2 separate regions of the Mus musculus genome follow, and region 1 is linked to region 2. Evidence: chromatin contacts called from ENCODE Hi-C or POLR2A ChIA-PET data. All regions are on one chromosome and are shown on one strand. Each heading gives the region's core, a stretch centred on a gene start or an enhancer-like site at or near the end of the contact. The rest is flanking DNA. Distances are from core to core; before and after follow the strand shown. Region 1 holds the start of Sorbs1 (sorbin and SH3 domain containing 1). Region 2 overlaps Sorbs1 (sorbin and SH3 domain containing 1).

Region 1 (7,571 bases), core at 4,947-7,446, 35 kb before region 2:
TGTGAGTACCTCAGCCGTCTCTCTCTGTTCTTTCCACTCGGTACTTCTTTTGATAAATGCTCACGAAGCAGAAATTCCCATCCCGAGGCATCCTTGTGACTTAATTTGGTCTTCTGCAATGAGTCCCTCAGTGAACTCTTCCAATTACCTCTGATAAGTCTCCTGCAGCTTCCGGAAAGCCAGTTACTCTCTTTAACATCACTGCTGTTGGTTTTAAAAACCCTTATTAAATTTACATTTGTTTCGTAAGGTTAGTTGCCCCGTTCCTGAAGTTGCTGTATTTTCCCTGCCAGACCATCCGACATGGTCTCTCTGGCTCTCTGCATTCTCTGTCCTTTTTCTCTTTCTCTGTGTCAACCTCCTCACATTCCTCCTCCTGCGTCCCCTCCCCCCTCTCCCCAGCCTCAATCGGAAGGCTTCTTGGAGAGTTGTCAGCTGTGGGTACCCACCCTAAACGTGGGTTTCTCAAGTAAACAGTCAATTAGTTAGATTATTCCACAGAAGAAAGTCTTCTGAGGCTCAGCATTTTCTAACTGACGACTCTCAACTCTCCTGTCCCAACCAGAAAAGATACATCTCTTAGCAATGCCTTCAGCAGGCCACCTTGTCTTTTTATCTGCTGAGTTCCCAGCCAAGGGTGTGAGCCCTTCTCTAGGGACACACACTGGTTACACACTGTGCCAACACGGTGGCTGACAGCTTTACAGCCTGATTTCTACCAAAGGCCCATTTTTTAAAATCATAATTATTTTGACTCTCTAAGAACATGTGAAAATGTCCAAGTCAAACCTTGCACCCTTGGTCAAACACAATATAGTACTTGGGGTTCCCTTGTGAATGCAAGCCTTCACCCAAGGGACAGTATAAAACACATCTGAATACATGTTTGTGGGTGATTAACACGGGGCTGGTAACTGGAATCTTGGTGTTAATGATTTATATTTATTCTGAGTAGTCATGTATACATCCTCATTGCTCTTGTTGTTTTTGACCTGGCTCCTGAGACATGTCCTGACCAATCTCCACTCCCCACTCATTCCATCAAGTTTCCCTAAGGCAGTGACTATTTTCATAGTCACAGGCTTTCAAAGAATGTGGAATTCTTGGAAGTGACATTCCATTCCATCAAGTCTTTTTTCTTTTCTTTTTTTATCTTTCTTTTCTTTTCTTTTCTTTTCTTTTCTTTTCTTTTCTTTTCTTTCCTTCTCTTTCTTCCTTCCTTCCTTTCTTTCTTTCTTTCTTTCTTTCTTTCTTTCTTTCTTTCTTTCTTTTTTTTTTTTTTTTTTGTCTTTCTGTGGTTCTGGGAATGGAACCCAGGCACTGAGCTATAGTATGGTATGTGCGTCCAATGTTTATATCAGTTCTATACATTTTAGGCATAAATTTTGCCCTCCCCTGTACTGCCATGCCTAGATGAGAGTCTGTTCATTAAGGAAATTTTGCTGTTTCTAAAGTTTGCCACTGTCATCTAGAGATCTGTCACTAAAGCTGTGCAACCCCAGGGATAGACAGAAGGAAGGCTAGTGACTCAGGTTGTCTGTGCAGCCTTGTTTCTTCCTCTCTTGATTCCTCAGGGAGAGAGATGGCCTGTGGGTGACTCGAGAGCTTGGTGCTGACTCCGGTTTGTATGCAGGACTCTCCTGCTTCATAGTTTACTTCTGTTTCCAGTAGTAGAGACACTGCTGGGAACAATCTGAGGCACATGAAGAGAAAATGAGGAGTTACTAATGAGAGTAAATTAAACTTAAGTAGATTTTTTTTTTTTTTGTTGTTTTCAGTGTGAGAGGAACAGTAGTAAGGCCTATTGAGATGAGCAGGCCCAGGCTGAGAGTTTGTGGCATTTACAATCTACATAAAGAGGGGCGGAGGAATAAAACTACAGAGAAATACACTACGTCATGTCAAATATGCGTCATTCCACATGAAAGATAGAGGTGAAGTGTTGTGGGTCTGGGATGCGGGGGCCTCCCCATGTCCCTGGGGAGCTGGGAATGAAAGTGAGCTATAGGAGAGACACAGTTGTGATATAGAGAGCCCTCATCTATAATCAAGGCCAGTGGTTCTTGACCTATGGGTCGTGACCCCTCTGGCTGTCTCATATTCTACATATCAGATGTTTACATTATGATTCATAGCGGTAGCAAAATTACAGTTATGAAGTACCAATGAAATAATAATTTATATTTGGGGGTCACTACCGACATGAGGAACTCTATTAAAGGGTTGTAGCATTTGGAAGGTTGAGAATGAATGACCTAAGTTTTACCCCTTAGGCCCTGGGGTCTCCTCTCCTTAAGACCAGTTACATTATTTATAGGGCCCAGTTCTTCGATCAAACCTAGGGCCTAACACATGCTAGGCAGGTGTTCTACCATTGAGATATAACCCTAACCCAAGGGTCTAGTTCAAAATAAAAATTCAGGACCTTTTGTATGAAAATAAAAGAACTCCAAGAGAGGCAATCACACCATTAAAGCAAGTGTGGGGTATTTCTCAGTGTAGGCTGCTTGCCTGTAGTGTGGCCTTGGCCCACGTCCTAGTCAAGGTTTCTGTTGCTGTGATGAAACACCATGACCAAAAGCAACTTGGGGAGGAAAGGGTTTATACGGTTTATACTTCCACGTCATAGTTCATCATTGAAGGATGTCAGGGCAAGAACTCCAACAGGGTAGGAATCTGGAGGCAGGAGCTGATGCAGAAACAAATGGAGGGGTGCTGCTTACTGGCTTGTTCATCATAGCTTGCTCAACCTGCTTTTCTATAGAACCCAGGAATCACCAGACCAAGGATGGCACAAGGATTCACAGTGGGATGGGCCCTCCCCCATCAGTCACTAATTAAGAAAATGCCCTATAGTCCTATCTTATGAAGGCATAGCCTTCATTGAGATTTCCTTCTCTCTGATGACACTACCTTGTGTCAAGTTGACATAAAACTAACCAGCACAGCCTACGTGAACTTGACTGGCTCTCTGCCTCCTTTAGGCCTCACCTTGGGGCAACAGGGAGAGGACAGAACTTACTCTTGCCACATCTATAACACCAGGCCTCCCTCCCAGATGAATCAGTGAATGGCTGGAGATAGGAATGAGTCGGTCTAATTAAACCTAATAATCCCTTAGGTTGCTTTTATTGTGAACTATTATTAGACCACAGTTTGGGAGTTGCTCTTTGAAACTGGGTCTCACTGGGTCTCACTGGGTCTCACTGGGTCTCACTGGGTCTCACTGGGTCTCACTGGGTCTCACTGGGTAGCCTAAGCCAACTCTGAACATTTGCCCCAGCCTTCCAAGTGCTGTTATCACAGAAGCAAGCTACCACATTCTGGTCTTCATGGAAGAGATGTCTTAGAAATGTTTTGAGGTAGAAGGTTTTGCTTCCTCTCTGTCTCTTCTACTTGCCACCTTCCTGTCTTTTCCAGATTTCTCCGTCTCTCTTAGACACCTCATTTTATGCTTTCCAGTGAGGAATGGGACACTTGCTGAAGCTACTAAGGGGTTAGTTCAAGAGTTCAACCTCTTTTTAGGTCTCTTGAGTTTCAGTTTTCTCATTTCTAAGAATGGCCTTGAGTAGAATTCAAATTTTCCTGAGTACAGTCTGGTGTTTCGTTTTTAAATTATTATTTTTTTAAAAAGTTCACTGGATAATCTGATAACTTTTTATTTGTTTGTTTGTTTGTTTGTTTGTTTTTCAAGATAGAGTTTTACTCTGTAGCCTGGGCTCTCCTGGAACTCATTCAGTAGATCAGGCTGGCCTTGAACTCAGAGATCTGCTTGCCTCTGTCTCTGGGATTAAAGGCATGTGCCACCACCACTTGGCTTGACAGATGTTTATAAAGGGAAAAAAAAATCAGAAAAACAAAGATGAACAAAAATATTTATACATAATTCTAGAGGAAAAATTGTAATGAGATTTTACACATCAGTTTTCAGTCATCCTTCCCATTCAATAATATAAGCATTTTTGAGTTTTGCTATGGCAACAGTGGGCCATGGCGGCTTACTGATGGTTGTGAGCTATTGTGTGTGCACTAGAAACTGAACTGGGTACTCAGCAAGAGAATAAGCGCTCTGAACTATTAAGCCAATTCCACAGCTCCCCACCCCTTTAAAATTACCAAAAATACTTCCTCATTTTTCATAGCTACCTAGTGTTCTGTTAAATGGTGCATATTTAATGTATATAAGTACAGTGTAGTTGTCTTCAGACACAACAGAAGAGGGCATCAGATCCCATTACATACAGACGGTTGTGAGCTAACATGTGGATGCTGGGAATTGAACCCTGGACCTCTGGAAGAAGAGTCAGTGCTCTTAACCACTGAGTCATCTCTCCAGCCCCAAACGGAACATTGAGTTGTTCTGACATTGTGTGTGTGTGTGTGTGTGTGTGTGTGTGTGTGTGTGTGTGTGTGTGTTCTAAACCTTGTTGCCTGGATTTGGTAGGTAGATAACTCTCAGTTTCTCTGCCTTCTATTTCCTACCTCTTTGGCTAATCTCCTAGTATCACTGTGCCTTTAGCTATGTTGTTGTTAGATGTGTAGCGGTGCATATAAAGCTCACAGCCCTGGTGCAACAGTGCACTGTTAATACAGGCACATTCATACTTGCTGCTTTATTATTTTATAGACCAGAGAGCTGTTTGTCCAGACTGTAGCATAAGGTAACAGCAGAGCCTGGGAAGTGTGTTTTACAAAGCAACAGGATGAGGTCTGGGCGAGGCAGAGCCCTGTGCTGAGGGACCCCGGGTTCTCTGGAGGCTTCTTGTTTCCTTGGTTATAGCACGAGCTCCCAGACAGCTAGAAGTCTTCAATTAAAATACACAGACAACAGAATTGAGGACAGCAGGTGCTCAGCCAGGACCTGTCACTGTTCCCTGACATCTAACAACCTTTACAGACAGGGTTCCCCTTGCCTGTGCAGTCACTAGGTCCTATTCTTACCCCACCACACAGCCTGCTAACTAGGAACACAGTTGGGCTGAAGATTCTTGCCCAAGATAGCAGAAAAGAATTAATTGTGCTCAGGTGACTATTCTGTTGTGTTGGAAAGTTGTAAGTCAACTTGACACAGGCTAAGGTCATCTGAGGGGAGGGAACCACAATTAAGAAAATGCCTCCGTAAGATGGGGCTGTAGGCAAGCCTGTAGGGCATTTTTAAAATTAGTGACTGATGGGGGAGGTTCCAACCCATTGTGGATGGGCCATCCTGAGCTCATGGTCTTGGATTCTATATGAAAACAGACTAAGCAAGCCATGGAGAGCAAGCCAGTATGCGGTATCCCTCTGTATCAGCTTCCTGACTCCTGCCCTGTTTGAGTTCCTGTCCTGACTTCCTTCAATGGGGAGCAGTGTTGTGGAAGTGTAAGCCAAATAAACTCTTTTCTCCCCAATTTGCAGAGTGGTGCAGCCAATAATCCGCTCTAGAGGCTGAGTCAGGAGGTTGGCCTGGGGTGTGAGTATGTGGGGCAGCCTCTAATCCCAGAAGGTGGGATTAAGGATCATCTTTGGCTGCACGGTGAGTTTGAGGCCGCGCTAGAATACGTGAGCCGCCTGTCCAAAAATAAATAAATAAATAAATAAATAAATAAATAAATAAATAAATAAAGACTAAAACGAGAAACTAGTAACAACGTCTTTTTCACAAGGCTGGGAAAATCAAATGAGAAAATAGGGAGCATTAGGCAACTGTCTGGTAGAATATAATCAGACTGACAGTGCCATTGGCAAGCTTTTATTCACTACATTTTATCAAGAGGAATTATGGTGCCATTTTACAGATCAGCAAAAGGGCACAGGGTTAAGTAATTTGTTTATAGCTAGGACACACTGTTATTTTACGCTTACTGTTCTTTTCAAGCTCTCTGTGGGCAAACCCTTATAGAGACCACAGGGCCAGCGTCTGGAGTCACTCGCGGGCAGCCCAGGGTAGAAAGGGTTAGCGGGTGCGCGCGCGACATCCGCGGGAACCCGCGGGCGCGCGCCCCGCTCACAGGGACGCAGGCTTGGCGGCGGGCTCTTCCTCGCCTCCCCATTGGCGCACACGCCCCTTCCTGTCACGGCCGGCCAGGCCCCGCCCCCTGGGCGCTGCCGGAGTGGACGGTTCCAGGCCATGCTAATGAGGGGCTGGTCGCCGCCGCCCATTGGCCGGCCCCAGTGTCGGTGAAGTCAGCTCGGAGTAGCAGAAAAACAGAGCGGGGCTGACTGTAGCGTGGAGCGCGAGCCGGGCTGGACGCGCGCAAGCCCTTGCCGGGGACCCGCGAGGTAAGCGGGCGGCGGCTGCGCTCTCCGGCGGCAGCTCCCGGGCGGGCGCAGCGGGCCCCCGGAGCGGTGCCTTTGTTCAGCGCGCGGAGGAGGTGCTTTTAAAGGGCCAGCTGTTGGAAGGACCTGGGGGCCCCCCTTCTCCCAGAGCATCCCCGGGTGGCCGCGGGGGACCTTCGCCGAGCCGTGTCTCCCGGCTGCTCTGTGTCCCCTCTCCCCGTCCCTTCAAGAAAAGTTGCTAGGACGCGGGGAGGTTTGGGGATTCCAGGTTTCTTTATGCCTTTTCGTTTTTGGTAGGTGAAGGTAAGTGCGATCATGGCCTCTGCTTAGGAGGGAATGTCCGCCCGCTTCAGCCTGGCTGCAGTGTGGGTGGATGGAGACGGGAGAGCCCTGGTGGGTTTGCGCTGGAAAGTGAAACTACTGAGGGTCTTTTCTGCAGTGGCCAAAGGAAGAAGGGCGCAAGTGTCAGGATGGAGGCATCTCAGGTGTATTCATTCATCAGCACACCCTTCCACTCCATCACCTAAGCCGAGGGCGGCGGGAGGGGGGCAAGCACTACGCTGCTGGCCCAGACCAGCCTGCATCCGAGCGTGTTGGTGGGTGTGTGTCTGGGTATACGGTGCTTCCGCTCACCGCCCAGGCCCCTTCATGCTTCCCTGGATGACTGGATGACAGCATCTTGCAGGGCAGCCCATCACCAAAGGGACCTAAAGCTACTCCTTTCTCTTATTTCCCAGGCTGTCCCTCCCGGGGTTTCCACGGTCTTTTCCCTGATAAGCGGTGGTGACATTCGAGATAGGAGGGAAAGGAGGCTTTAAAGTCATTATGCTTCTTTGAAGGGCGACGTGCTGTCGATTTCTGTATCCTGGAACCTCTGCGTGTCATACTATGCCTTTGAAATTCATCAGTGCTTTTTCCGGGCGGACAGAATTTATTATGCATTGCTACATAGAAGCAGAAGATCCCTCTGAGCCGGCTCATTCCATCCTGTCCGAGGGTTTTCCCAGCATGTTCTGGACGAGCCTTTGGATTTTTGTTTGAATCGCTGAGCTCTGGGTTGCCCCTGTTGTCACACGGCCGACCTACTGAAATTGCTAAAATTGATTTCAGTCAGTAGGCGGGATGTTCATCTAGAGACACCATAGAACCTGCCAGGCATGTTAGGCCGCTGACTGATCCCCCCCCCCCCCCCCCGCCCATCTTCCAGTCCCCAACACTGGTGTGTCCTTTTTCTTCCTTGGAGAAGGCCAGGGACAGCTTGTCTGACCACATGCTTTTTTTGATTTTTTAAAATACCTCTCTTTACATTTAAG
Region 2 (6,904 bases), core at 2,159-4,658:
GAGAGGAGGAGGGAGAGGAAGAGGAGGGAGAGGAAGAGGAGGGAGAGGAAGAGGAGGAGAAAGAGGAAGAGGAGGAGGAGGTAGATCTAGACATTGGTGAGGAAGGAGTTACCGTAAACTGTCTGGTGCCCTTTCAATTATTTGATTGGAGTCTATTAAAAATAGTTTTTAAAGTGTCCTGAGCGGAGACCCCCATCTGTGACCTGACGGTGACAGGCTACTGGAGTGGTATGGGGTTTTGTGAGCTGGATGCTGTTCTACTTTTGCTCCTGTTTGAGATTGTGTTACTTGCACTGTGGGCTCTGATGGACCTTGCCACACTGTATCAGTCTGTGTACTTGAGGCTGTTGAGAGCAGTTCCCGGCCAGTGCTTGCTCAGGTGGCTCTGTGTTTGGCCCTGAGGATCGTCTGCATCTTGACTCTGTTACCTAAAGCACCGGCTCCTCTGCCCTTTTTGTGCCACCTGAGGTCTTGATATCCCTACCTCCTGAGTCTTCAGCCAAGTCATTGTTGAAGAGACACTGGATAGGGTGTGGCTAAGAATCAAATCCTGCATCAGGCTGCCAGCAACCTTTTTCTAGCTGGCCTAGCTGGTCATCTGGCGGACAGGGATACCTGTGTTTTCCTGTTCACTGCCTGGATGTTAACAGCGTGCCTGGAACAGTGCTAGCGCTGAGGACCCACGGAGGAAGTGAGACCTTTCCCCCTTATCATCTGTTCTGTAATTGTGTCAGGAATCATCATTGGCTGTCAGGGCTTATTTATTTGTAGATCATCTTCTTTCCTGTCTTAAAATAGCGCATTGATCCATGTCCCAAGTCCTCAGAGTTCTTTCAGGCTTATGTGATTTTACAGTTGGTCAATAGCAGTTCTAAGAAACTTTTATTATAATTTATTATAATCAGTTAAATATGTATGAGAGGAATTATACTCTGTCTACGGAAAAGCTGAAACCACATTAAAAAAGAAAATGGAAGGATGGCTAAAGCAAATTAGCCATGGCGCTGCTGCTCCACCCTGGCCCATGTTGACATCTGTCTTGCTTCTACCAGAAAACGAAGAGCTGTGCTTCATGGGGGAGAGCCTGCTGGGTAACCTAATTAGATTGTTTCAGAGGGGTGTGACTCAAATGTGTACAAGGAGAGTGGCAGCGTGGGGGGGGGGGGTAGAGGGGCTGGAACAGGAGAGGTGCCACAGGACCTAGGACTCTTTTGATCATCAAGCCAAAATAGAGGAAAACCAAACAGGATTGTATATAAGCTGTGCTCACAGCCATGTACCAGATATTTGTGAACAACTACAAGGGCATGTCCCCAAATAATACTATGGTAGAAATATTGATAAATATGGTTTTATTTCCCCTGGTTTTCCAAATGAGAGTTGATTCCCTCTCTTAATTGTTTTTCCAAACCTTATATTTGCACACTCAGTTGTGGGAACGTAGGGTACAGAACTTGGCTATAGTTTGGGCTTTCTGGGCCACTTTGCTTAGAGCTATATCTCTGCCCTGCTGTTTCTATACGTGGAGGCCTAGAATGGAATAGGGAAGCCAGTCCTGGGAGGAGTCTCCTGGGATTCACTTTGCAACTTGAAAGTTGCAGTCAGATTGTGGGGTGGAGTTGAAATATAATGCTGTAGATTGTTTCCTTGTCCCCAAAGCCTGGTCAGGCCACACCTAATGGAGTGACTTCTAAAATTTCCAAGAGCAGAACTGTGAGGTAATGGTTTAGGAGGTGACTTACCTTGTCACGGCCATGGAGGAGCTGTTCAGATGTTATGTCTGGCAAGCAGATTTCTGACCCTAGCATTCATTTCCCACTTGGCACATGCACATGCAGACGACAGGGTGTGCAGATATTATGTGACTTGGGGCTAAAATTTCCCCTGTTCCGAAGTTGAGCTGATAAAATTGACCCAGAGTTTGTTGTAAAGATCGATTTAACCTTCATGTCTGCAAGCACCTGTCAAGTCCTGATCTATAAACAAGCGCACAATACAGCGGAGCCTGTTTTTCCTGTCGGTGAGTGCCAGCCTTGTAAGTTGGCTCCAGTGTGTTTTCTAGGTGGTCATGCAGAAAGAACTCTGGCCCTACAGTTGTTACGCTGGCATTTAGTTTATGTACATTCTGCCCACTGATTCTGAGTATGGACATGAAGTTGTTGGAGTGTGGTCTAATGGCATAGAATAACATTTGGCACAGTGTCTCTTCAGAGGTCTTTGTTGTTGATGTTGTTGTCCATAAGAGACTTTCTGCAAGACTCTCAGAGTTGGAGTTGATGAACTGTCAGGATCAGGTACAATGGCCTTACCTTGATGGAGGAAATGCTAAACCAGGAGACATATAGATGTTAAATAAGGGCTCAAGGAATACATCTTGACACTTGGTTTGAGAATGCCATGAATGGTAATTAACAAAACAAGAAAGAAATATGTGCCAAGACTCAGGCCTGGCGACACAGGCCTGTAATCTAATCCACTCAGAAGGCAAATCCAGGATGAATGTAAGTTCCAGTCCTGTCTTTTTGGTTGTTGTTGGTTTTGAGACAGGGTTCCTCTGCGTGGCCTTGTCTGTTCTGGAACTTGTAGACCAGGCTGGCCTCAGACTCAGAGAGATGTTGTCTCTGCCTCTGCCTCTCTGCCTCTCTGCCTCTCTGCCTCTCTGCCTCTCTGCCTCTCTGCCTCTCTGCCTCTCTGCCTCTCTCTCTGCCTCTCTGCCTCTCTCTCTGCCTCTCTGCCTCTCTGCCTCTCTCTCTGCCTCTCTGCCTCTCTGCCTCTCTCTCTGCCTCTCTGCCTCTCTCTCTGCCTCTCTGCCTCTGCCGAGTGCTGGGATTAAAGGAGTGCACCACCACCACCACCTGGTGCTGTTGTGTTTTTTCTGCTTGATATTGAGGTTGGCTTTTCTAGGCTCATCTTGGAAGGGCCTTGGGTAGTAGGAATGGGTTGTTGCAGGGCAAGACCATGGTGGCTTTGGGATGGGGGAACATGACCAGGTCTTGCTCCTTATACTACTTCTCTTTCTTTATGTTTCCTTTTCTCCCCCCTTAATATACTCGATTCTTTCTACTTCCTTGTCCCAGGACTATTTTATGTGTTGCCAGGTGTGATGTTCGACACAGAAGATGGAGAGTCCTTTTCTTCCCTTTATGTCCTTGATGCTCCATTTTACAGGCTGTCTTTGGCCATTTCTCCCCATGCCTTGCTGTACCCATTAAAGTCACTGCAGGCTTTGTGGAGTGGGAGACCCGGGTCATCCTCACACGAATGCCAGCTCTTTTGTGTCCCCTATTATGGTGCTGGGGCAATAGGGCAGGGTGTTGGGGTGGCTTTGCACATTCTTGGTTGCAACTGGCAGGGCATAGGAGCCAGTACAGCGGTGGGCCTGTGTGCTGCTGAAGCCGGGCCAGCACCAGGCTCAAAGGCTCAAGTGCTGCCCGGTGCTGACTCCACATTTTGGCTCTTAGGCTTCTGCCGTGTCATTTGTATTGGTCATTTAGCCTGGGCTGCTCCACAGCCTTGTCATCATAGGAATTACACAACATCTAGCGTTTTTGACCTTGTAAGGCTTTGGAGAAGAGACTGTAAATTCCTGCTCCGTATAGCAGCTCAGGGGATGGAACGAAGGAGACTTAGTCGGCTGACAGCCCTGGTGTTGGAAGGCTGCCCCTGCACTTGTGCATATGTTGGGCACGTCCCAGAGGGGTTCGTGCTGCAAAGAAGATTGCTGATCAGTGTTAGCCCAAGGAGGTTTGAGGACAGATTAGCTCCTTTTACAGCAAGTATTTTCTTCAACTCCCCACCACAGAAAGAGAGGTTTGGGTTTATTTAGATACACGTAAGAAGTCTCCTTTTCCTTAGTGTTTATTGTTGGCCTTTCCAAGTTCCAGGCCAGTTTCAGGGGGCCTAGGAAACAGTTTGTCAGCCTCTGTTGTTTTGACGTTCAAAGCTTCTAACAAACCCCAGTTTGGGCGAGAGCTTAGCAACTGCAGCGTGGCTGGGTCCCTGGCCAGGGAGGTGTCATTTCCTGATAGGTTTTGACTGCTAAGCACTCTGTGGGCTCAGTAGTACTGTGTCTCTTCTGAACCGGTCATGTGCTGTACTCTTATATTACTGGAGAGGGAGTGTCCCCAGAGCCTGGGGTGGTGAGGTCACTTACCTGGGTCACCACAGAGCCGTGGAAGAACCTGAACTGGAATTATCTCTTTTTCCAACCAAGTCTTAAATCCCATTTGCTGACTCTGTGTGTGTGTGTGTGTGTGTGTGTGTGTGTGTGTGTGTGTGTGTGTGGTAGTTGAATAGGGTCCAGGCACACACACTTTGCAATCAACTTGTCTGGGCTCCAGGTTCTAGCTGAGTTATTTATTTACTTTGCTTATGAGCATTGGCTTAGCCTTCCAGAGTTTCAGTTTCCTTATCTGTAGGATGGCGACTGCCCTTCTTGATAGGTTTTGAAGCTCTCCCAGGCTTGTTCCCAGTACATGTAGGCACTCAGTAGTTGGCACTTGGCAGTGTTATTTTCCATACCTTGCTGTAGATTTCTGGCTCTGCCGGGGTCTGTTATAGGCAGAGCTGCAGTAATCCCCAAACTTGCACGCCACCCTGCACCATCTTCCTTTCATTTAATGCAAACCTTGTGAGCAGACTAAGATCTGGGTTGGTGCGCACCTGTTAGAAGAGGATGCCTATGGATTTAAGCACCGTGCATTCCACAGTCAGCCATTTTTGGCTCAGTTTCAAAGCAGAAGCAGATTAGAGGTGTATGTGTGTGTGTGTGTGTGTGTGTGTGTGTGTGTGTGTCTGTGTGTACATGTGTGTGTGTAGAGGTTGGAAGTCAACCTTTGGTGGGGTTTCTCCTCAAGTGTCACCCACTTTGTGTTTTCTTGATAGGCTCTCTCATTGGCCTGAAATTCGAGAAGTAGGCCAGGCAGGCTGATTGATCAGTGAGTTTCTGGGATCCTACCATTTTTGTGTTGTTGGTTCTGGGGCTCAAACTCAGATCTCCATTCCTACACAGTAAAGTCTTCAGTGACTGCTGCCTCCTCGTCCCCAGACAGATATTATTGGGTCAGGAGAAGTTCCATGTGCTCCAGGTATCCTTGAGTTACAGACACTCTGACTTGTGAGCTATCCACCCATAGGACTTCCTCTTGCCTTTACCCTTCCTTGCCCAGCTGTTCGGATGATGATTCAGTCTGCAAACATTTGAGTGTCTCCTGTGTTCCAGGCATAGGGCAAAGTGCGAGGGAGAAAACACACGTTGAACCTGGAATTCATGAGTCTTATGGTTCATAGGGAAGGCATCAAGTCAATATGAGTAAAGTCATCACAAATCATTTTGAGGCTGCAGTGAGGAAGTGCTGGAGACCACTGAAGCACATGCTAGAGAGACCTGACTGTGTTTAGGGGACCACAGAAGGCTCTCAAAGAGGTGAGTGTTGAGCTGATAGCGGAAAGTCGGAAGCAGAGAGGAGCAGGGGATGGTGGTACAACCTTTGAACTTATCATCTACCTCTTTTCCCGTAGTCTTTTTGGAACCAGTCAGTTGTCATTTGTCTTTGGTGTGCTTGGCACCATGTACTTTGTCATTTGACTCTCCCAACTCTCCTTCAAGATGAGTGTTGTGGCTTCTGGGTGACGAAACCGGCTCAGGGTGCTAAATGCTGTGGGCTTTGGTCTCATGTTGGAGGCTAGGACTTAAACCCCTTGGTCCTTCTGTCTCTGTCTTTTGCAGACATGGTTTTTTGTGGCTTGACCTGGTGGTTTTAGCCACTGTCTCCACATCATGTCCTAGGAAGATGTAATGTGGGTTCCAACCTTTCACCTGTAAGTAGACTTTCGGTACCCAGCCTCTAAGTCGAGGGCTACTGCCTTTGTCAGGCCAGCCCTGGGAGTAAGTAAGTCTGACTCTTAGTGGTTTTAATATCACCTTTTCTGTTCATCACCACAGTTTATGGTACTCTTAGAAGGGGAATTATTTCTAATGAGTATATATAAATACCCAACAGAAGGGGAATACCAATGGACTTGGTACAAAGAAAGCAGATTTCACTCCTGCTGGCAATGGTATCTCTGGGCTTCGGAGAAGAGACTGGTATGGGCTGGTAACTTTTAATTACTTGGAGTTAAGTCTGATTGCCATGAGGTTGTCAGTGAGTCTGTGGACTCTAGGGCTCCGGGTAGGGATAATATCTACCAGCCCTACCTCAACTTCAATCTCCTTATCTATAAGGCAGGATAATACCACTATTTTGTCTCAGCCTTGCTCTGTAATGCCCTAAGGTAATATATTAGACATTGTTCTGTAAGCCTGTTCAAATGATGCTACATTGGTTTATCAGCCATTGTGGGTCAATATTAATAGCATAACCCCTCTGGTCCCCAGACTTCAGCTGTGTCAGAAACACATGGAAGACTTGTGAAGACATAGGCTGCTGACTGCTCTAGAATTTCTAACTCAATGTCTGGGGTGGGGTCAGATGATTTGTGTTCAGTATGGACACAATTTAAAATCTGATCTTTGTGGTTAGCATGCCAAGTAATGGATTTCATTATGGCTTTTTCAAATGTGTGTGTCGTTATTCTTTCTAATTGCATGTTCATCATCCTCTTCATACCACACACGCCCCCCCCACCCCCCAATGTCCTTTGCTTGATTCCTTTCCTTCCCTAAACATCCTCTTCCTCCCCATCACACACATTCCATCCCCACCCCCAGACCCCAGGTCTCTTAGGGAATCAGTTTAAACAAGCACCCAGGTGTTGGTGGTATGCTGGTAATCACTCTTGTATTTTGTTTATTGTTTTATTTTGTATATTGTTTGCTTGTTTCCCTGTGTGCCCGGAGTGGCCCCAAATTTGAGTGTTTTCTTGGTGATGGGATTACGAGTATAGACCATCACCACTGGCC

Evidence for each region. A loop is a pair of places that touch in the nucleus more often than their neighbours do. ChIA-PET counts read pairs that join two places held with the same protein, here RNA polymerase II (POLR2A).
Region 1: a loop to region 2 is called in a map of heart, with 2.6 times the contacts of the local background. The contact joins the promoter of Sorbs1 here to the enhancer-like site in region 2. A Hi-C loop is called at or near these places in 9 of 37 maps with a recorded cell type or tissue (gastrocnemius, heart and left cerebral cortex). POLR2A ChIA-PET finds 5 or more read pairs at or near these places in 2 of 5 experiments (Patski and embryonic stem cell).

What each region holds. Positions count from the first base shown.
Region 1 is chr19:40,512,361-40,519,931 of GRCm38, reverse strand. Sorbs1 (sorbin and SH3 domain containing 1) reads left to right here and starts at 6,196. Exons shown (of 29, transcript NM_178362.1): 1 at 6,196-6,561.
Region 2 is chr19:40,474,978-40,481,881 of GRCm38, reverse strand. All of the region lies in intron 1 of Sorbs1 (sorbin and SH3 domain containing 1), which reads left to right. Among named protein-coding and RNA genes, the nearest start is that of Sorbs1, 35 kb to the left of the region's middle. Within about 2 kb of position 3,408, at least 2 of the 3 ENCODE cell types and tissues checked have a DNase peak (open chromatin) inside an H3K27ac peak, as active enhancers do; they include gastrocnemius and heart, where a contact is called at or near this core.